Regions from separate parts of the Homo sapiens genome. Here region 2 is linked to region 1. A link is a contact called in ENCODE Hi-C or POLR2A ChIA-PET data. All regions are on one chromosome and are shown on one strand. The core of a region is the stretch at or near the end of the contact, and the rest is flanking DNA. Distances in the headings are between cores, read along the strand shown.

Region 1 (2,604 bases), core at 50-2,549:
CTGGACGACAGCATGCCCTGGGAGGGCAGGACCACGGCCCAGTGGTCCCTTCACAGGAAGCGACACCTGGCACGGACACTGCTGGTGAGTAGGGTGAGAGGTCCCCAGCATCAAGACCAGCCACTGGTCATCAGAGGCCATTGTGGCTTAGGGTTGGGTGCTGGGAGGGTGGGGAGAATGAAACACCACTGAGATGCCCCCTGCCACAGCACCCCCAGCCATTTCTCAGTGCCCCTACTGCACACAGCAGGGTGCTGTCTGCTATCCTTCCTATTTCCCAGGAGGATTCTAGACAATTTACAAAGCACTTGGGTTAAAGACCAAAGTCACTAGTAGACTAGAAGGAGATAATTGTTCTATAAGACAGTGGTGGCCATGGGATCCCACAGGCATCCTGACAAGCCAATGACTGTCTTGAGGTGGACAGACCCCAGGCCAGTGGAAAGAGGTGAGGGATGCAACCTCACTCAAACAGACAACAGGGCCAAGAGGACCAGGTGGTGACTGACATGTGCACTAGGAACATCTCAGGGACTGCAGAGCTCCCCAAGACCATAGCAGAAGACAGGCGTGGGGAAATGGTTTGCTACTGTTTTGCAAATCAAACATTTACAGTGCATCAGGAGAGCCCGGTAACTAAAGAAGAAAGTGGTTAGTTCCTATGAGGCAATGTCTTACCGCCTGATTTGTGTGTATGTGCTGAGGTTTCTATGCGTCAGGCTTGTTTAGGGTGGACAAGAGGGCATGCCCAAGGGAGCTGGAGATCCCCACACTAGCTGGATCCTCAGGCTTCTACGGGAGGCGGGGGGCGTCCTGCTGTGGGAGGCCACATGGGGACTGGGGGGGACGAGAGGGGAGAGAACCAGGAAGATGGCAGCTCGGCGGTTACGAGACCAGTGTCCTGAGACATGACCGCCACCTCTCCCTCCGCAGACCGCAGCCCGAGAGCCCCGCCCCGCCCCGCCATCCTCCAATAAAGTGTGAGGTTCTCCGAAGCTGTTGCGTCGAGTTCTGTCCTTCGTCCCCTCCCTGTCTTCCCCGCTGAGACCCTTCCCTGCGTGGGGGCTGGAGGGACGCGGGTCCGGCCCCGCGGGCGGGAGTAACTAAGGGATGGCCCCGGGCCCTGGCGGGAAGGCCGGGCCAGAGCCTGGGGGCGGGATGCGGACGTCCGCAGGGTCGCCGCTTCGGTTCCAGAGGCCACACGGCCGGGCGGGGCGTGAGGGACAGCCCGAGGACTACAGGTCCCAAGGTTCCCCGCGCCGCTTCCGGGGCACGGTGGCGTCCCGGCACCGCGGCCGCAGTGAGGAGACTCGGCCATGCTACGCGCGCTGAGCCGCCTGGGCGCGGGGACCCCGTGCAGGCCCCGGGCCCCTCTGGTGCTGCCAGCGCGCGGCCGCAAGACCCGCCACGACCCGCTGGCCAAATCCAAGATCGAGCGAGTGAACATGCCGCCCGCGGTGGACCCTGCGGAGTTCTTCGTGCTGATGGAGCGTTACCAGCACTACCGCCAGACCGTGCGCGCCCTCAGGTGTGCGGCCGGGGGGAGGTGGCCGCCCGCGCGCGCTGGTGACGGTGGGAGTGGGCGGAGAGGGTGCTGATTCCTGGCGCGTCTGCACCCAGGATGGAGTTCGTGTCCGAGGTGCAGAGGAAGGTGCACGAGGCCCGAGCCGGGGTTCTGGCGGAGCGCAAGGCCCTGAAGGACGCCGCCGAGCACCGCGAGCTGATGGCCTGGAACCAGGCGGAGAACCGGCGGCTGCACGAGCTGCGGTGCGTGGGGCGGGAGGCGGGGCGGGGCGGCGCGGCCTGGCCGGCCTGGGAGAAGCCCGGGCCCCGCTCAGCCTCGGCCCTTTGACCCTCACAGGATAGCGAGGCTGCGGCAGGAGGAGCGGGAGCAGGAGCAGCGGCAGGCGTTGGAGCAGGCCCGCAAGGCCGAAGAGGTGCAGGCCTGGGCGCAGCGCAAGGAGCGGGAAGTGCTGCAGCTGCAGGTGGGCAACGTCTCCGGAGGGTGGGACTCCAGCCGGGGACGCGGCTTGCGGGGCACTGGGAATTCTGGGCACCGCGACGCGGGCGCTGGCTATGTGCAGAGACTTACAGTTGGCAGGTCCGGATTTGGAGAGGAGAGTGCCAGTCAGGCGCAAAGACCCGGAGGTGAGCGGAGTAATTGGACAGTGTTCAGGTACCTAGCAGGTCTGTGGGAGGGACCCTGCGTTCCACAAAGAGGTTGTATTTTGCATAACAGGTGATGAAGCCATGAAGGGTTAAGTATTTCAGGCTAGGATTAGCAGGTGTGCGACTTAAAAGCAGGGAGACCACTTAGGAGTAATGCAGTGAGAATGGATGAGGCTTGATTTAAAGTATAGAAGGGTGGCTGGGAGCGGTGGTTCACGCCTGTAATCCCAGTACTATGGGAGGCCGAAGCGGGCGTATCACTTGAGGTCGGGAGTTCGAGTCCAGCCTGGCCAAGCCCCGTCTCTCCTAAAAATACAAAAATTAGCCGGGCGTGGTGTGCGCCAGTAATCGCAGCTACTCGGGAGGCTGAGGCATGAGAATCGCTTGAACCCAGGAGGCAGAGGTTGCAGTGAGCCGAGATGGCGCCACTGCACT
Region 2 (2,604 bases), core at 78-2,577, 510 kb after region 1:
TTTGCTAATCTCGTGCTGCTCATTTTGAAGGGAGAATATGTGTTGTCATAGTGGAATTAGCTATGGAGGTGGACTTGTAGAAAAAAATTTATAAACATTTAATCTTGCTGATTTTATTACCTGGAACTTTTTTCTAGGCATTTTCTATTAATGAAGATTGTCAAAAAACCCAGCATCTGTTCATTAAGGGATTCTGGAAATATGGCAGTGGTGGCCTAGTTTCTGCATCCCCCCAAACATAGTCATTAAAACACATCACACAACTAGTCTAGCAAAATCAGAGAAACATGAGCAACATCTATAATAAAACTTGGTCAGGCTAGGCGCAGTGGCTCACGCCTATAACCCCAGCACTTTCAGAGGCTGAGGCTGGCGGATCACTTGAGATCAGGAGTTTGAGACCAGCCTGGCCAACAGGATAAAACCCCATCTCTACTAAAAATACAAAAATTAGCCAGGTGCGGTGGCCGGCACCTGTAGTCTCAGCTGCTCAGGAGGCTGAGATGGGAGAATTGCTTGAACCTGGGAGACAGAGGTTGAAGATCAGATGGTTGTAGGTGTGAAGCCTTATTTCTGGGCTCTCCATTCTGTTCCATTGGTCTATGTATCTGTTTTTGTACTAGTGCCATGCTGTTACTGTTACTGTTACTGTAGCCCAGGAGTATAGTTTGAAGTCGGGTAACCTGTTGCCTCCAGCTTCGTTCTTTTTGTGTAGGATTGAACTGGCCCAATCTCTATTCCCATTGCTGCTGCCTTTGTTCGAGCCCTTTAATTTCTGATGAGACTCCTGCAGTGGTCAGGTCAGGTTAGTAGATTTCCTCCAGGTTCTTTTCTTTCCCCATACATAGATTCAAACTATTTTCTTTGCCTGGAAAACAAATGCTTTCCTGAATATGAATTTAAAGTCACATCTTATTACAGTTTTTAGGTACACAGATTTTAGGCATTTTCATGTTTTTCATCAGAAGAGCTGTTTGCCAGCCCTAGGAGTGGCACAGGTGGCACCCAGAGATCTCGTAGGAGATTGGATCTCTACAGAGCTTTTCTTACACATCCCCCTTCCCTCTGGGGGGAAAGAGACCTGTCAGGGTCTATTCTTTCTTGGCTGGACAACCCAGAGGAAGCCCCAGAGTTGTTCAGGGGCTCATGCTCTTTCCAGACTCTACCTCAGCAAGTCATTTGTGTGGGCACCTCTTAGACTGTGTCATTATCAATAACTGCAGCCCCTCCATAATCTCATTTCTAAACGTTCCACATTCCACCCTGCTTCTTCTGTGGTGGACACTGTTGGTGCCTTGCCCAGATCTGTTTATCTTTACCTGGCTGGTGCAGTGCACCCAGTCACCTGATGCTGTGCAATTTGGCTGTTGTCAGTTCATAGCTGACCCTTTCTCTGAAGAATTCTCTCAGCAGATTGGAGCTGTCTTACCCAGGAACACCTAGAATACTATGCTCTATCCCCAGGATGTCCCCTAGTGTAGTGACCAACCAGTTTGCCTGGAACTCTCCCAGTTTTAGCACTGAGTCTTGTATCCCAAGAAACCCCTCAGTACTGGACGAAATGGGATGGTCACCCTGGCCCCCAGCTGCTGACTGGCTGGATGGAGGTACATGAGTCTGACCCTGCTTCTACATGGGAAAATTCATGTTCCAGGGCTCCCCTTGGGATCAGGCCAAAGCTATACTTCAACTGAGACCACCTTTTTACTTATCCTCTCCTTCCTACTACCTTGCTTGTCTCACTTCCTGATGTTTGTCAAAAGAGTATTCCCTCAGTAAATCACTTGTACAGGAATCTCTATCTCCAGCTCTGCTTGCAGGGAATCTTACCTGAGACACTTTTCAATCTTTTCAGATATTTCTCTCTAATACCCTAACAGTGTTTGATCTCCACATGGGTCCATAATTCATTGATTCTTTCTCTCTCCCTCTCCTGTTCTCCTTCTTAACTCTAATATCTTCTTTTCATTTTTCAGATTCCTACCACCTTTCCTTCTGTTTTCATTCTCAGTTAATGGCCTTGCTTCCTGCTTCTCTTTTGAAAGATAAAGGTCAGAAAATGATTTCCACAAACTCCTACCACCACATTTCCCCTTCACCTATATCTGTGCCCCTTTATGGTCATCTTTTCTGTAGATCAGTGCTGTCTCATAGAAGTTTCAGGCATCATTCAAATGTTCTGTATTTACCCTGTTGTATCACTGGCCACATGTGGTTATTTCATACCTGAAATATGGCTAGTGTGACTTAGGAGCTGAATTTTTTATTTTCCATTCTTAGTTCTTATCTTACTTGATCTGGCACCAACATTTGATACAGTTATCCTTCCCTCCTCTTTTAAACACTTTCTTTAGTTGGCTTCTAGGACACCACATCCCCTTGATATTTTTTTTAATTCCATATTCCTTCTCAGCCTCTTTAGCTGGTTTCTCTTCAGCTGACTGACTTCTGAATGATGTCAGACCAGGGCTTAACCCTTGGTCCATTGCTGCCTGTTTATTCACTCTTTTGGTGACCTCATATAGTATCTTGGCCTTTATACTTGGTGACTCTCAAATTTGTATTTGCAGCCTAGACTTTTTACCTGATCCCCTATCTCCAGCT

Evidence for each region. Hi-C counts contacts between places; a loop is a spot of excess contacts on that map. ChIA-PET counts read pairs that join two places held with the same protein, here RNA polymerase II (POLR2A). Pooled maps may share reads with other maps.
Region 2: a loop to region 1 is called in a pooled map, with 4 times the contacts of the local background. The contact joins the enhancer-like site here to the promoter of MRPS26 in region 1. A Hi-C loop is called at or near these places in 1 of 168 maps with a recorded cell type or tissue (CD8-positive, alpha-beta T cell) and 8 of 50 pooled maps. POLR2A ChIA-PET finds 5 or more read pairs at or near these places in 1 of 52 experiments (BJ).

What each region holds. Positions count from the first base shown.
Region 1 is chr20:3,044,753-3,047,356 of GRCh38, forward strand. MRPS26 (mitochondrial ribosomal protein S26) reads left to right here and starts at 1,300. Exons shown (of 4, transcript NM_030811.4): 1 at 1,300-1,528; 2 at 1,621-1,767; 3 at 1,862-1,985. The coding sequence starts at 1,317. It overlaps GNRH2 (gonadotropin releasing hormone 2), which reads left to right. Exons shown (of 4, transcript NM_178331.2): 3 at 1-84; 4 at 934-995. The coding sequence ends at 984. RefSeq lists enhancers at 782-841, 2,182-2,241 and a silencer at 942-1,811.
Region 2 is chr20:3,549,729-3,552,332 of GRCh38, forward strand. The region is part of intron 6 of ATRN (attractin); the gene reads left to right. Among named protein-coding and RNA genes, the nearest start is that of ATRN, 80 kb to the left of the region's middle. Within about 2 kb of position 1,328, at least 2 of the 41 ENCODE cell types and tissues checked have a DNase peak (open chromatin) inside an H3K27ac peak, as active enhancers do.